Linked DNA regions of Homo sapiens: region 1 is linked to region 2. A link is an interaction called in ENCODE POLR2A ChIA-PET data of the cell type or tissue named here. Cell type or tissue: endothelial cell of umbilical vein. All regions are shown on one strand. Each heading gives the region's core, and the rest is flanking DNA. Links, peaks and the distances in the headings are about the cores only. Region 1 overlaps CALCRL-AS1 (CALCRL and TFPI antisense RNA 1). Region 2 has its middle 35 kb from the start of ZSWIM2.

Region 1 (8,964 bases), core at 426-8,425, 130 kb after region 2:
ATATCTATAAAGATATCTAGATAGCTATTTATCCTATCTTATCTATCTATCATCTTTCTATCACCTATCTCTATCTATCTATCTATCTATCTATCTATCTATCTATCTATCTATCTATATCTAGATACATAGACACCTCTCTCAATCCCTTCCCCCTTCTTCATTTTATTAGTTCAGTTTTTTTTCTAGAGAACCCTAATATAGTTGGCTATTAGCCAGTTGAAATTAGTCATCATCAGTATTAGATTTTTCCAACTATTGTAACATATTCTAGGTATACAAACTTTTGCAAACACCTATGACAGTTTTTCTTCCCACAGGACAAATGAGCTTATTTGGGAATATGCAGGGTGTTGCAATCTAGGATATGCAGCCTATGATGCATCATAGGTATACCCCTGGGGTAGGAACTTCTTCGTCTCATGTAAAGATGACTATGTAAGCAGCCTTGAAAAAAGGTGCATAGGTCACTGAAACTCATTATAGGAGTTGGTGTTTGTTCATGGGTAGAAACAACCTTGCCAGGTAAGTATTCTTGTGCAGATGGCTAATCTGGAACACTGGTCTTGAGGAATGCCATGTGATAAGTCCTGTTACAGTCATGTGTGCATAATAGCTCCTCCTTATGCTTCCTGCCTCCATTTTGTTAGGGTTTTGACATGAGTCACTCCATTTTGATACTGGCAACTTTCACAGGCTCAACTCTGAATACAACGAGGACAAGAGGGGATTTAGGGCCAAGGAGCAGAGTTAAGGGGTCAGTGGATGAAAAAATTACTAAGAGGTGACATTAAAGTTAGGGAGATTCTTGTTGAATTGCCTTAACAGGATTCTTGGCAAAGGCAGGCTAAGATGATAAGATAGCAAGGATAGGGAATAAGGAATTTAACCACATTTAGACGGCGATCAGGGTGGGAGGATGACAGCAGAATTTCTTGCTAAGACTGGGCTGGGAAGGCTTAGTTGACAAGAGGCCTCAGAGAAGCCTGACTAAAGTTTGGTCAAGGAGAGTTTCTGTCACATTTAATGGGTCTGAGATCTCAAATGCACGTCTTAATGCAACCTGTAACCCAGGTAACCATATTTAAGTGGACACTTCTGATTTTGATAAGGGTTAAATACTTATGAGGTCTCTGTTAGGCCTGCCCCATATCTTTTACACCTGCTTCTTTCCTGTAAAGGCCAAGAGGGAGATTGGGCATCAACACAGCCCTAGGGCTGCCCTGGCTTTATTTCAAGAGTTTACAGCTATTCTGGAAGCTGAGGTAGGAGGAATGCTTGAGCCCAGGAGTTTGAGGCTTCAGTGAGTTATGATTATGCCACTGCACTCCAGCCAGAGTGAGAGATTGAGACCCTGTCTCACAGAAACAAAGAGTTTAAATTGCTGTAAGATTGGTGAACAGACCATCTCCATACGTGGTTGGGTCACATGCTCATTCAGCCCCACTCGGTGCTTCTGAACAAAGCTGCCCTTTCCACTCTTATCTCAGCCTCCTAGTATGAATGGCATCCCCTTCCCCTCTCTGCACACACCCTTTTCTGCACACTCCCCTCTCTGCACACTCCCCTCTCTGCACACACTCCTCTCTCTGTCCCATGCAGGCCCAGCGCCCCCCAATTAAGGGGCTATGCTCCCTGTTCATCCGGGCTTGCATCAGAACCATGTCTAGGACAGTTTTTTTAATGCCAAAAATAATTGAACTCCATTTACGGCACTGACTGGAAAACAGTTGCCCATATTTGGGATTCGAAGTACACAAGCAATTACTAACGCCTAGACTGAATCCCTCTATGTGACCCTCTCCCTGTAGCTTTCCACCCTTCCATGACAAAGAGACAAGAGGAAGCCCTGTGTCCAGAAGGATGTCCTGGTGAAACAGCTGTAAGGAACAGGAACATGTAGTAGCATGTATAAGGCTGTTTTACAGAGTTGGAAGGGACAAGAAAACAGAAAAGTGAAGCGGAAAGTGAGTCCTTGGTATGCTGGCTATTAATCATCAACATAGTAAGAGAGAAACAATTTTCTAATTTCTGTAGGACCTGGACATAAAATAGTGTGGCTTCCACACATGGATAATTCAATCTGTGTGTACTGAAGTAGGAGTGAAAAAAAAGAAAGCTTTGAACCCACTGTAGGAAGAAGGAGGATGTTAACAACTCCACCCTTTCCTCTGCCTTGTGCTTAAATCTTTCTTTGTGTTCTATTGTGTGATCTGGACACTTGGGAGATAATTTTTTCTGGAAAGAGCAACTGGGCAACTAGAATGTTTGCAGAGGGGAGTTGAATAATTAAAAATTTTAAATGGCAGACACATGATTTACTTGGGTTTCCTACACACCCAGTTCTGCCAATAAATAGATGAGATCAGTTTTTTCATCTGTGAAATAAAGGAGTTGGATGTCTTCACTAGATGATCTCTACAGTCTCTTACAGTTTAAAAATTTTATGAAAAAGTAAAATGCAGAGAAAAAACAGTTAAGGTCTCTTACTCTCCTCTCAACCACAGGACAACCAGGTTTACAATTTGGTTTATTATTTCCATATGAAGAGTGGTTGTTACACAAAGAAAGAAAAGAAAGAGAATTTATTTTATAAACTAAATATACAAAGCACTACTGAAAATAGACTGTGGATACAGCCAGAAGTTTAATAACAGTACTTACCTGTAGTTTTAGCTTTTCAGAAATAAAGCGAAGTTCATATTAGTTAAAAGAGATCCTGGCAAAATATTTAATCTTAATAGGGGGAATATAAAAAGTTATTTTAAGTTGTATTTTCTGCCTGTACTATTTTTGAAAACTATTTTTTATGAGCCTTATTTTTTCATCTTTAAAATCGGAATAACAATTTCCTAATTAGGTGCTTATAAACATTAAATGAAGTATTATATGTGAAACTCCCTAATATATCCAATGCCGACTCTTAGCTTGCAAACATTCTCTTCCTTTCTTCTTTGGTATTGCTCATCTTGATGATCTATTCATCAGTATTTCTCTGTTGCCAAGCTGGAAAGCTAGAGTGACCATAAATCAATGCTTTTCAAACTGTGGTGATATAATCAATTTACGCAGACAGTATTTTAAAATAGAAACAATGGAATATAAAAAATTAGAGACCATTGCAAATACAACGGTACAAATTGCAATAATACTAAGCAAAGATATGTATTATTTTGTAAAACTTTGTTGATTAGAGAGTATGTTTGTGTATGGGGAGGCTCAGGAGAGGGAAGGTCTTTTGATATAGAATGCATTTCTTTTTACAGTAAAAATGTCGTCTGAGAAACACTATCCTAAGATATGCTGTGTCTCTCCTATGTGCAATTGTTCTCCAGCTTATCAATTTTATCTTCTGAAGAAACTTCGGATCTTTACCCCTTTCTATTTTCTGCCATTGCCTTAGTGTAAGCCTTAATAATTTTAGTTTCCTTGTCGTCAAAATTTTTCACACTCCAAACTGCTACTCGAGATCTTCCTAATAAAATTTATATCTAAACAGGTGAACCCTACAGACAGACGCTATTTTTAGAGTGAAGGGTCAGTGTTTAATAACCATTACATGTATTGGGGGTGTTTCAAATATACGGTTGTAAAATAAACTAATATCTCAGACACTTCTTGAGTTCCCCTCATGCCTTTCTCAGTTTCAAATTTTGTTCCAGCCTCAGCCTGTGGAACAGTTAGATCCTTGCAGAATTCTGTAACTCTCTGCAGTGACAATTACTCATCTCTAGTATGCATCCTTTGCTGACTGTCTAGCTGACTTAGTGCAGGGCAGTAGAGCAGAATCATCTTTTAAAACTGTAAGTCAGACCACTTCGCTCCTCAGTCTAAGCCCTTCGGTGGCTTCACTTGCTGGCTCCACTCCAAATCCACATCCTCACACTGGCCTACAGGTCCCCATATGATTGATTCCTCATGTCCTTATGTCTTATTTATCAGCTCACCCTTCTCTTTCCCTTGATCACCGTTCCTCTGTTGGAGATAATGCCTCTGTATTTTTATTATTATTGTTCTGGATTGAGACTTGAAAATGAACCCATGTCTGACTCAGGATGAGAATATTTGGGAAGGGAGAAGCTGAGTCTTGCTTACTTCTGTGATTTTTCACAGTCAATGGATGGGGTCAGGCCCACTTAGTGGGTTAGGATTCAGTCAACTGATTGAGTATGTGTTCAGCTGTCTGGGAGTGGGATAGGTGGTGTAAACGTATCCTCATGAGCATCCTCCCAAACCCATCTGATAACAAACTGATTCCTGCAAACCGCATACCTTATCAGATAGGACTCTGTTGTCAATAAAGTTAATGTAGAATAGTGGCTGAAGGCTGAAGAATAGAATAACAGCTAAGGGAAAAGTAAAGATACAGAACTCAACAAGCAGTGAAATGTTTATTTACAACCCTGGGTTGGGGGTACATAATCTCATCAACTCAGATAATTAAATGTTATGAAAAAAGATCATAATAACAATAACTGATCTGAGGTAACAAATATACTCCTGACTATGGTTAGAATGTTTGTGTCCCCTCCAAAAGTCATGTTGAAGCTTAATCCCCAATACAGCAGTATTAAGAGGTGTGGCCTTTAGGAGATGATTAGGTCATAAGGGCTCCACCCTCATGAATGGATTAATGTTTTTTAAAAGGGCTGAAGGGAACTAACTCAATCCCTTTTCTGCCCTTTCATCCCTTCTGCCATGTGAGGACGTAGTGTTCATGGCTCCATCTTGGAAGGAGAGACTGAGCCCTCACTAGACAACAAACCTGCTCATGCCTTGTTATTAAATTTCCCAGCCTTCAGAACTGCGAAAAATAAATTTCCATTATTTATAACATACCTGTTCTTAGGTATTTTCTTATAGCAGATCAAATTAAAACATTCTTTTTGGTCAGGTAAGCATAAATACTTAAATTTAGGGAAAAAAAGTAAATATTTGATGAAGTAGAATAATCTCATAAAATCAATATTTTGGGTTTTTTTTTTTTTTTTGGACAAAGTCTCTTTCTGTCACCAGGCTAGAGTGCTGTGGCATGATCCCGGCTCCCTGCAAACTCCGACTCCCTGGTTCAGGCGATTCTCCTGCCTTAGCCTCCTGAGTAGCTGGAATTACAGCTGGAATCACCATGCCCAGCTAATTTTTGTATTTTTAGTAGAGATGGGGTTTCACCATGTTGGCCAGGATGGTCTCAATCTCCTGACCTTGTGATTTGCCTGCCTTGGCCTTCCAAAGTGCTGGTATTACAGGTGTGAGCCACTGTACCCGGCCCAATATTTTGGTTTTTAAACATTTAAAATAATCATGATAATGAGAATCTATACTGATTAAGATATATGAACTATTTGACAGAGTGTAAAAGATCAGAAACACAGACATATTGGCTCTGTCAAAATTTTAATTTGAAATGTGTAGGAGAATTTTATTTGTATATTTAAGAAAAACTGATTTACATTTATATTTGGTTCATTCAATTTACGAAAGTTGCTTAAACACCTAGCAGTAATTTGCTAGTTAGGCATTTGTATTAGTTTTCTAAGTTGCTGTAATAAAGGACCACAGACGGAAGGCTTAAACAACAGAAATGGATTGTTTCACAGTTCTGGAGTCTAGAAGTCTGCAGTCAAGTTGTTGGCCAGGTTGGTTCCTTCTGAGGGCTCTCATGGAGACTCTGTCCCATGCCCTTCTCCAGGCTTCTGGTGGTTTTCTGGCAATCTTTAGTCTTGTCCCTTGACTTGAAGAAGCATCACCTTGATCTCTGCCTCCTTCTTCACACGTTATTATTTCTGTATGTGTTCCTGTGTCCAAATTTTCCAGTTTTATAAAGACACATCAGTCAAATTGGATTAGAAACCCACCCACTCCTATATAATCTTACTTTAACTAAGTGTGTCTGCAGTGACCCTACGTCCAAATAATTTTGCATTCTGAGGTGCTGGGAATTTCTTCAACATATGAATTTCTGAAAGACACAGTTAAACCCATAATAGTGTTTGTTTGACTTATCAGAAGTTTGAATCGTTTTAAAAAATCAGCTATTTTTTTAAATGATAGAGTAAATTTTGCCATTTTTATTTTAAATAGACTTAAGATTTTAAAAATTTGCATTGACATGAAAAATTTAGATTAAAGATTTTTAATTTTAATTAATGAGGTAAAACACAGGCAGTTTTGTGTTTTTTTGGTTTTTGTTTTTGTGTTTGGACAAAAGATATATTATGCAAACACTAACTTAAAAAACTTCCAGTGGTGGACACATGACTGAGGCCTGACTGTTCAGCAGAATCCACTTCCCTAGCTGCAATGATTCGTTCAGTGAGGCACATGTGACCCAAGTCAGTCCAACCAGAGCTAATCTCAGGACTTCCTTGTGCAACTGAAAATAGGGGTTCCCTGTTCCCCTGGGGTTGCTGTCATTAAGAATAGTGTAAACCTGGAGCTGTCAGGGGTCACTATTCAGAATCTGAAAATGAGGCTAATACAAAGGAAAGTGGACTCAAGAAATGAAGAGACTCATGGCCCAAGTGATGTAAGTTGAGCTCCCAGACACTGCTAACACAGGCAATTTTAAATTTTGCTTTCCACACTTACATCTTCCTAGGTATTAAACACTCAACCAACACTGTTTACCAGTCCAAGGTCAGCTGAACATAATACTGTATGCCACGACCTTGGTCACCAATAATTCTTTATGTGCATTCAACTTGTACCTAAAAAATAAAAAACATACTGAGACTTCTAGTTCATTCCATAAAAATCTGAATCAATGTGGGTTTATTTTTATTTCGTGACTAGAACTAATTGAAATAGAAAACTAAGCTAGCTTGAAGTGGCTTATTTTCACATTGGAGACTGGAATATAGAAATTAGACTTTTGCCATTATTATGACATTAAAGCAATCTGGAGTAAATTGCCTTCAAATATACAGAGTTGATAAAGTCAATTTTGGCACAGTTTGTATTATAGGACTGATATAATCATTCTGATTTCCCTGTGTACCAAATACACAAAGATTAATGTTTTTCAAAAACATTATACAATGTTATACAATTTCAAAAAGTTATACAATTTTTCTTTAATAGTTTTTATATATTAGGTATAAAAATTTATTACACCATTTTATAAGTAGATGTTCTAAAGAGACGAATCTGATTAAAAACCATATGCCTAGGTTGATGTTATCCCATTAGTACTTTTAAATGTATTTTGTGTCTGTTAAATAGAAAATAGAATACTCATATGGTTTTGCTCTGTGTCCCCACCCAAATATCATCTTGTAGCTCCCGTAATTCCCACATGTGAATTGTGGGAGGGACCTGGTGGGAGATAATTGAATCATGGATCTTTCCTGTGCTGTTTTTGTGATAAGTCACATGAGATCTGATGGTTTTAAAAGTGGGAGTTTCCCTGCACAAGCTCTCTGCCTTGTCTGCTGCCATGTAAGACTTGCCTTTCACCTTCTGCCACGATTGTGAGGTCTCCACAACCACAGGGAACTGTAAGTCCATTAAACCTCTTTCTTTTGTAAATTGCCCAGTCTCGGATATGTCTTTATCAACAGTGTAAAAATGGACTAATACAAATACTAAAACTTGGTTCCTAGTCTCTTCACTTATTACCTTCTTTAACCATTAAAAAAAATATAACTTCAGTACTGAATTAGTGCAATATTTTCACACTAAAAAACCCCCACAAACCCTTCATCTTTAATGTTATTTGCAAGAGCAAAAGAAAATTAAGTACCACAACTAAACAAGTCAAATAAATTTTAATATTAAATATACCTTTTCAAACCTTTTGAAGTGTATTATTGGATATACTTTTTCAAATGTTAGTATTAAATATAGCATTTTAAACCTGACTTACTCCTCCCTGGTATATATGTGTGTGTAAAAGGAGGTAACACTGCCATTGTGTCTCTTTCTCTGTCTCCTCAGGCTGAAAATCAATGAATTTGTTTAAATTGTTGACTAGATTATTATGGCAGCAGAGGTTTATTTTTATTTTTAAAAAATTTATGTGATTGGAATGTGAAGACGTCTATCTCCTTATTTGGAAAGATAAGAATAGGGTCCAGGGGGAACATGTGTTAGTTTGAGTTGTTGATCTGAGGAACTATAAAGGTTTGTGTTCGTCAGAATCAATGTTGCGGTAGTTATGGAAACAGGGAGATCACTGTGAGCTAAGGCCTTAGGGAACTCTGTAAACCAGAAGGAAGAACACAGAAGCTGAGGGCTAACGTGTTCTGAATTTGATGCATGTAATTCTAAGAATTTTTTTAGAGTGCACTACAATAATCGTTACTACATGTAAACATATAGCACAACTTCCATGGGAAGAGAGTTTTGCCAGATTTTAAAATCTATTGTTTTTTGAACTACATTTTTTTTTACCTTCTATTGCATTCAACATTTTGCTCAGTAAAATTTGCTGTACAAGTGTCCCTGAAATGCAGTTCTTATTTGCTCAGCAAACTAGATTCTTGCAATCTATCCTGGAGAAGTCATTCGAGAAAGTTGGCCAGTTCCATACTTTTCAAGGTTTATTTTAAATCTCTATTGCGTGGCAAAGCAAGACAGAACCCCCTACACCCCCCGAAAACCCTACATCATTAAGAATAAAATTCAGTCTTTCTAGGTCCTTCCTGATCTCAATTAATTTCTTAAGAATTGATTTAGTTCCCATTTTAGGGCTCTTCTCCCTAGAATTTTGTAGCCCAAGGCCCCATTGTAAGATGTTTGAAACTTATAAATAAAAATATTGTTCAATTCAGGGTTAGGATGAATGATTCTGGGTCAGCTAGGTAACTATCTTTAAGTATGTCTTCAGTGAAATCTAAAGATGGTAATGAAAATATTGATCTATTATCTTTATAATAATTTGAAATTTTTAGGACTGAAGGTTTAAAAAATTCTAAAAATTTAAACATAAAAAATAAAAGCATGAGTAGACCATAAATGAAAATT
Region 2 (8,964 bases), core at 636-8,635:
GGTTCAAGTAATTTTCCTGCCCTGAGTAGCTGGGATTACAGGCTGGTGCCACCACGCCTGGCTAATTTTTGTATTTTTAGTAGAGATGGGGTTTCACTATGTTGGCCAGGCTGGCCTCGAACTCCTGACCTCAGGTGATCCACCTACCTTGGCCTCCTGAAGTCCTAGGATTACAGGCATGAGCCACCGTGCCTGGTGATATTAGTTCTTTACATATTTGGTAGAATAGAGCTGTGTAGTCATCAGTTCCTTGGCTTTTCTTAGATGGCAATCTTTGTGTTACTGATTCACTGTCCTTACTTGTTATAGGTCTACTTCAGATTTTTCTTTTTCTTCATGAGTCATCCTTTGTAGGTTATGTGTGCCTAGGAATTTATCCACTTTTTTTTCTAGGCTATTTAATTTGTTGGTATATAATTATTTATTAAGAATAGTCTCTTGTGATACTTAGTATTTCTGTGGTATCAGTTATTCTTCTTTCATTTCTGATTTAGTTTGATTATTCTATCTTATTTCTTAGTCTAGCTAAAGATTTGTCAATTTTGCTCACTTTTTTGAAAAACCAACTTTGTTAATTTTTTTCTAGTTTCTATTTCATTTCTATTTCCATATATTTGTCAATTTTCCAGTTTTTCTACTGCTATAGATATATAGTTTCATTCTATTGTGGTTGGAAAAATACCTTCATATGATTTCAATCTTCTTAAATTTGTTAAGACTTGTTTTGTGACCTAACATATGATCTATCATGGAGAATGTCCCATGTGAACTTGTCAAATATGTGTATTCTGGTGCTGTTGGGTGGAATATGTGTATATATATATATATGTGTGTGTGTGTGTGTGTGTGTGTGTGTATGTATATATATGTGTGTGTACATATATAAATTTAGTGTATTCGCTTGAGGATTTTTACATCTATGTCGAAAGTAGTATATTGAAGTCTGCTATTATTATTTTGTTGCCTATTTTGCCCTTCAATTCTGTCAATGATTGCTTCACATATTTAAGTGCTGTGATGTTGAGTGCAGATAGATGATAGATAGATAGATAGATAGATAGATAGATAGATAGATAGATAGATAGATAGTTATATCTTCCTGTTACAATAGTAACAAGTTGAACCTGTTCTTAACTTGTTATTATTATATCCTTCTTTGTCTCTTTGTGACACTTTATTAAAGTCAATTTTAATAAAGACATTTTATTAAAGTCAATTAATTAAAGTCAATTTTGTCTAAGTATGGCTATTCTTGCTCTTTTGGTTACCATTTGCCTGAAATATCTTTCTCCATCCTTTTATTTTCAGCCTATGTGTGTCATTAAATCTAAGGTGAGTCTCTTATAGTCAGCATATAGTTGGATCTTGTCTTTTTTTTAACCACTATGTCTACTCTAGATTTTTTTATTGTTGAGTTTAATCCGTGGACACTTAAAGTAATTATTGATAGGGAAAAATTTACTACCTCAGTTTTGTTAATTGCTTTCTATCTCATAGTTCTTTTGCCCCTCTTTTCCTCTCTTGTTGTCTTCCTTTGTGTTTCATTGATTTTTTTTTTTTTTGTAGGGACATGCTTTGATTCCTCTCTCATTTGTGTATCTTATATTGGCATTTTCTGTGTGGTTACCATGATGCTTACATAAAACATCTTATAGTTATAACAATCCATTTTAAGCTGATAACTTCAGTTCAATTGCATACAAAAACTACATTTTTGCCCCCTCTTCATGTTATTAATGTCACAAATTACATCTTTTAATATTGTGTATCTATTAACATTTTAATATAGTTGTAGTTATTTTCATACTTTCGTCTCTTAACTCTATACCAAAATTAAAAGTGATTTTTGCACTACAATTACGTTATTATTGTATTTTGTATTTGTCTATATATTTACCTTTATCAACAAGCTTTACAGTTTATATAATTGTATAGAAGTTGCTGTTGCTGTTTTATCTCTTTTATTTCAACTTGAAGGACTCTTTAGCATTTCTGGTAAAGCAGGTCTTACAGTGGTGAACTGTCTCAGCTTTTGCTTATCTGAGAAACTTTGTATTTTTCCTTTATTTTTGAGAAAGAGTTTCACCTAATCTAGTACTCTTTGTTGGCAGTTTTTTCATTTTAGCACTTTGAATATGCCATCAATACCATTACACTCTCTTCTCATCTGTAAGATTTCTGTAGAGAAGTATGCTGATAGTCTAATGGGAGTTGTCTTGTAAATCACAAGTTGCTACTCTCTTGCTGCTTTCAAAAGTCTTTCTTTGTCTGAATTTTGACAATTTGATTATAATGTGGCATGGCGTGGATTTCTTTGGATCTTCCTAATTTGGTTAGATTGGGTGTCTTAAATCTAGGTGTTTATTTTCTTCCCCAGATTTGGAAAGTTTTCATCAATTAAAAAAATAAATTTTATGTTTCTCTTCCTCTCTCTTCTTCTGCAATTTCCATAGTGCATATATTGGTCCACTTGATGGTGTTCTATAAGAAGCTTAGGTCGTCTTCACTTCTTTTCTTCTTTTCCTTTTTGTTCCTCTGACTGGGTAATTTAAAATGACTCAAGTTTAGTTATTCTCTTTTCTTCTTGGTCAAGTGTGCTGTTGAAACTCTTTAGTAAATTTTTTAGTTCACTCACTGCATTCTTCCTCTCCAAAATTTCTGTTAAGTTCTTTTTTATATTTTCTGTTTCTTTATTGAAATTATCTTTTTGTTCATGTATCATTTTTGCTCAGCTCATTGAGCATATTTATGGTTATTTCAAATTATTTGTTGGGAAATTTACATACCTTCATTTCTTTATGGTTGGTTTTTGGAATTTTTTTTTTTGTATCTTTGATTGGATTATTTTCCTCTTTTCCTTCATGTTCCTTGTAACTTTGTGTTGGTACCTATGCATTTGAAAAGACAGTCACCTCTCCTAGTCTTTACAGATTGACTTTATAAAAGGAAAAGACATTCACTAATCAGCTTAGCTAGAGATTTTGAGAATTTCTGAAACATTTTCTATGGATGTATCTTCTCTGAGCATGTTGCTCAGCTTGTTCTTGTTCTCAGTGGCCCGCAGGCATCTAGAAGATATTGGGTCTTATCAGCACCCCAAGTTTTACTAAACAGAAACCAGTGCCTCAGGCATCCCCTCCAAAAGCTGGATCTTTGGATGCATATTCCACTCTTCTCTTTTCCCCCTGAGGGAGAGTCCACTGAGCTATATTGTCTTCTCTCTGCTGTACCATGGGCCCTCTAGAGCAGGAGCACATTGCTCAGCTTGTTTTTCTTTTCATTGGTCCCTAGCCATCTAGATTATGCTGAGTGCTGTCCATGTTTTGAGATAAAAGAGACAGAAATCAGTCCCTTGGACAGCTCCCCCAAAAGCCAAAACACCTGTCCTGTTCTTTTCTTTGCAACCTGAGCAATAGACCATAAAGTCATTATCAGCGTCTGCCTGCTGTACTGTGGTCCCTCTGAAGCAACAGCATGCTATTCAGCTCTATTGTTCGTAGTGGCCCCCAGGCAGCCAGAGTATTCTGGGTCCCATCAGCATTCCAAGAAAGATCAGACAGAAGCTGATCCCCTTGGCAGCTTCCACTAAAGTCAGAACATTGGGCATGTATTTCCATCTTCTCTTTTACTCCCTAGGGAGAAGCCAGGAGCTGAGTGTTTCTTCCTGATCATGTGGCATTGTGCCAGGGAAAAGTACTGTGGCAAAAGAGAATAGGATGCTATGAATTTTTCTACTAGCTTTGATACAATTGGTTTCCTGTTTCCTTGGGGATAAAAAGAGTCTTTTAACTGGTTTCTAGATTTCTCATAAAGGGAATGAGGGTAGGTATTATTGAATCGATATCTCCATGAGAGGGAGGAGGGTCTGGGGCCTTTTATTCTGACATCTTGCTGATGTTACCTATAACATTTTTTTTGTGGTTGAGTTTTTAAAATATTTTGTGTAGAAATTAACATTAGTGTTTATTCATTGTAAATAATTATATATACATTGATAAATTCGGTACTAATTTTACTTCTAATCATTCTCAAAAGTTAATGTTTATATAAAGCTGCTAGTTTTGACTATTCATGGACTTGATGAATTAGAAAATAGAAAATATTGGTAAAAAATTTATACATTTAAGGTATTATTATTAATAATGTATTTAATTCTCCAGTCTTAGATTTTACTGGGGAACTCCTGTAAATTTTATCAGCACTTGAATCTGAAACTCACATCCCTGTTCAGTTACCCATTGGCCTATCACATGTAGTAATGGAATGACGTATGCCTAAGGGATACATTTGACCAACATACAGTTCTTTCTATGACCATGATTTTTAGCCCAAATTCCAATATAGTTTTCTTAGTGAGCAGAACTAGAATTCAAAGCAGTCTCAGAAGCACCTCTTATCCTTTATCCCAAGGTGCAAAATAGAATTGGCCTAAATTTCCCACTCTGTATTTCTTTTCTACTGGAGTTTTCTCTGGTTTCACCTGGCCCCAATCCAAGCAGAAGGAACCTCTAGGACCTATCTTATCCCATTAGCTTCAAGACACAAAACACCCACAAGAAGTAGAGACACAATTTACTTACTTACCACAAACTCAATGCAATGCTGATAGGATGACTAATTGTATGTCATTTAGTTCGTCCCAGACTAGAGGTTGCAAAATGGTGGCTCATGAGCCAAGTTCAGCTAATAGATCTGTTTGTTTGTCTAGCCCAGTGTTTGTAAAAAGTAATTTTGAATATGTTGTCACAATTTTAAAATTGGGTTGTTTTATATAGAAATCTGGATTCTAGATTTCTCCTGAAAAATTAAAGATCCGAAAGAGTGGACTCAAATTCCTTAAGGTAATAATAAGTTGAAATTGAATAGAGCTGCCTTCTTTACTTGGGGAATACTTTCTTCATTTTGTCCAATTGCCCCGTCAACTATATTCATTTACATTATCTTTCTAGTGTGGGTGGCCTTTTGGTTTTGTGACCCTGACGTAACACAACAGCATAGTTCTTTCTCTTGGGATAGTTTGAATAGAAGGATGTACATTTAAGGGTGGGGATGGGGAGAGGGCAAGGAGATTTGAATGGGTGACTATCAATATTCTGCCTAATGGAATCTCCTAAGAGACTGAATTAATTCAGTTGGGAATAAATCTATTGTAACTTAAATGTAGATAATCCATATATTTGTATTTGATTAAAAAATGTATAGAAGTTTACATTAGTCCTTGACCTTTTTAACACAATGGAGTTGAGAATCAATTTCTAATAATTATTGTGAGTAAATTCTTTTGGTAAAGGGCATTGCAAGGGAGTAATTTACTGCCTGTTATGGTTTTCTTGTTAGTTTCTTCAGTTTACCTTAGTATGTTTTCATTGTCTGGAAGGACTGAAATTTGCAGAAGTGATTTTCTAGTGCCATAGTAAAAAAGATTAGCAGTGACAGTTTTCTAAAATATATGTTTCCTACCAGAAGCAGCCTTCTCAGCCCATTTCCTTTAATGATATCTGGTGAGGATCTGATAAGCTTTATTCTACTTGACAGAGGTCAAAGGGCATTGTCTTCCTCTTCAATCCAGCAGCCAACAACAAAACCAGTCATATGTTATCACCATCACACAGGAAGCTGCAGGCTTGCTTGTGTTAAACAGAGCACAAATACAGGAAAAGTGTCAGCCGGGTTAAAAGCTGGTAGAGCTGTGCTAGGAGAACATTATGCTAATAACATTACAGACAGAACTGAAGATATATGATTAAATTTCAGCATAGAGTAATTAGAAATCCTTAAACATTGAAAAAATATAAAAAGTGGCTGTGGCCATATTATTTTCCTTTATTTGAAATGATGACTCCATTTTTAAAAATAGGAAAATAGCAGTTAAATAAAAAGTTATGTCTGGAAATAGCACAATTTCGCAAAACATGCAATTAAAAAGTTGTTAATAATTTTAAGATTGTTTCCCTCTGTTTTGTATGATAAAAATTCCTAATTATATTATCTTATTTCAAAAGAAAAGACAATCTATTTTGTGTTAATGTTTTGTCATAAATACAAATTTGTGCCTTTTAAAAACTAAAGAACTCATTTCACTGAGGAAGGGGTGTGTGCCTGGTTTTAAGGTGTTACCTGGGTCAAGGTGGGTATATTCTAGAGATATATACCAATAGAGTTTTATGTTCCATATTGGACTTCTTAAAAAAAAGATCTGAAAAGTTTTGCATAATGTTTTCTAAATTCTTTCCATTAAAAATATTAAAAACTATGAATTACAAAAACCTCTAAAGAGAAAATAAACAAAAATAATACTATATACAACTCTGCATTAACACAGTGACTGTGAACATTTTAATTCATTTCTATCTATATTTTTCAATATATTTTCAAGAGTTCAGTCCATTGCATGTGTGTGTATAGGCACATGTATACACACACACATATATACTCAAGCACAAACATGTAGATACACAAATACATTTATAACTTTGAATGTCACCTTCTTTTAACAAATTAACATTATATCAAACATTTTCATGTTTTTTGTATTTGTCATAGTCTTCATTTTTAATAGCTGTATCTGGTTTCATTGATTGAACATGCTATAATTTATTTATTCAGTGAGCAATTGTAGGGGATGTACAAATATTTTTCTTTATTGGGACACTTAACATTTCCTGAGTACCTTAGGGATAGTGCCTCTCTATATGTTGTATCTTCTAATGGCCATGATCAGGAAGGGCCTTGTCATGTGAATAAACTATTGGACATAGTGGACCTGTTGTAATGCACGTGCCCTTAGTATAAAGTAATTAAATAGTAAAATGTAAAGTTGCTGCTTCTAGGGAATAGTTAATGGTGTTGCATAGAAAGTATTGTTTTCTGTACAAACACATAACTCAGTTCCAGTTTGGATTCAAGAGTGTAGTCTGTTGAAGAGACTTAAAATAGATATTGTCCAGTTAGAACAGAATTTTGTAGGTTCCCTGCCAAAGTAAAGACAGAGAAAACTCATGTTTGAGGTAATACCAGGGTTAATAAGTAAAAATAGTACAAAAACTCTGTCTTAATGAGTGCTTTCTTGTTTGGGTATGTTACATACCCTACTTGGGATATATGTGATATATGTATGCCCATTTGTATTGGAAACACTATGCTGGTTTTGCACTTTTGCTTTTAGGACCCAAGAAAAATTCTAATAGTCATACATTGATTATTTTCTCTGAATGTCAGTCATAAAGAACCAAACACAAAAGTCCTAATGCACAGCACACCTTTATCAGAGAGTGCTTGTCATCATCCCCAGGAATATTACTGTGTCTTTTCAGACAATAAAGAAAGAAAATATTATTGCTTTACTGTCTCTCTCTCCCCCTTCACCTCTCCCTCCCTCCCTTCCTTCCTTCCTTTTGTTTTTTTTCTTCTTCCTATTTTAGGTTTCTTTTCTCCCTTGCCCCACCTACATGTCTTTCTTGGTTTAAAGGAGAGGACTCAAAAACCAGACTTTTTTAAAAAACAGATACATTTTAGCTATTGAGTATCTTATGCCACAGAGGATAATATGAAATAAAGGATTATTTTGATCTTCATAGGAATAATGATGTTTTAAATAATTCTATTATGACTCTAAATTTCTGTTGACATTATCAGTTTTTTAACATTGGAAAATTCTATTTTTTCTAATTGTAGCATTGGGTAAATATATTTAATGTTTTTTCACAGAGAATTTTTCTTAAAAAACCATAATATAAAGAAAAGAGAAGCCTACTGCCCCAAAATAAACTCTGCCTATTTTTATTTAGGAAAATCATACACTGAAATATCAAAAGGAAGACAGAATATGATTTAGCTAGTTAGTTTTGTGTTGGGCTGATGCTGGACATGACAACAAAGAGTCTTTCTCTGCTGCATCCAGATGTTACGAGGCGATTAAACTTGGGTTTAACTGACCCAGGAGAATCAACTGGCTGCTAGAGCAGCCCTGCTTCTGGCTTTGTGGAGATCAAGGAAAGCCCTTTCAGCGTGTCTGAGAGCCAGATCCAGGGTGTCTCAGGCAAGCTGGGGAGCACGTTGGCAAAATCTCTGGGATTGTGCAATCTCTCTGTTTTTTTTTCCTGACTTTTTCCTCTCAAGAACATATGCCTAAATTGGGCCATGCAGCTGTGTGAGGGTGGAGTGCTTACACTTAGAGCTCTTAGGTCTGAGGGTGCGGGGTCAATGGTACATTAGTTCCTCCTCTCAGCATCACCCTGAGAAACTTTAGAAGTAATCCCTTGAGGTTTGTTCGTAACCTGATTTTTCACCCTAAATGTTAACATAGGGCTTGCCTTTTCTTGATATTACACATATGTAGCTAGCAGCTCTCAGACAGTTTGAAAAATGTTTCACTTGCTTTCAGAAGTCTAATGACAAATGACAGTGACAAATGACAAATGGTTTATTTCAAAGAAGAAACTTAAGTTTAGTTGTCAGTTTAAAGAAGTCTACATTTCTGTAATATTATTTTAAAGTTTTACAGATACTTTATTAATCAGAGTATCGATTATAGAAAATGCAAAAAGCTCATATAATTCTGTTTAAAAACACATTTTGAAATAGTCCCAACTATACTCACCCCTGGGTGTCTTTGAATTATAGAACAGATGTTTCAACATCCTTAAGGAAGAACTTGATTCTTAGGGCAAAGTTAATGTTGCAAGAGCAAGGAACAATTTGTTAGAGTACTTATCATGGTCCTCAGGAACATTATTCTGTGCCCTCTTGGACCCAAAGACATTACATTTTGTTATTACTGAGTCTGCTTGATTCCTCCTCCTCTTATTTTTCCTCCTCCTTTTCCTTATCTTCTTCTCCACCTCCTCCTCTTCATCTTCTTTCTTCTTCCCACCCTTCACTACCCCCATCCTCCCTTAAAGAAAATACTTGATAATTAAATTTAAAAACTTTATATACAATGATGCTGTTGATTTCCAAAGTATC

What was found. ChIA-PET counts read pairs that join two places held together with the same protein. Peaks named below come from ENCODE experiments on the same cell type or tissue, not always from the same donor. Only the 100,000 strongest peaks of a DNase experiment are listed, where the experiment ranks them.
Region 1: POLR2A ChIA-PET joins it to region 2 with 7 read pairs; 3 of 35 experiments call an interaction of 5 or more read pairs at or near these places.

Annotation. Positions count from the first base shown.
Region 1 is chr2:187,009,484-187,018,447 of GRCh38, forward strand. The region is part of intron 1 of CALCRL-AS1 (CALCRL and TFPI antisense RNA 1); the gene reads left to right. Among named protein-coding and RNA genes, the nearest start is that of CALCRL-AS1, 11 kb to the left of the region's middle. In endothelial cell of umbilical vein, for the core only: no CTCF peak of the experiment used is centred there; no DNase peak of the experiment used is centred there.
Region 2 is chr2:186,879,240-186,888,203 of GRCh38, forward strand. No RefSeq gene overlaps it. Among named protein-coding and RNA genes, the nearest start is that of ZSWIM2, 35 kb to the left of the region's middle. RefSeq lists a silencer at 83-260. In endothelial cell of umbilical vein, for the core only: no CTCF peak of the experiment used is centred there; DNase peaks (open chromatin) are centred at 3,572 and 5,552; H3K27ac peaks cover 2,189 bases.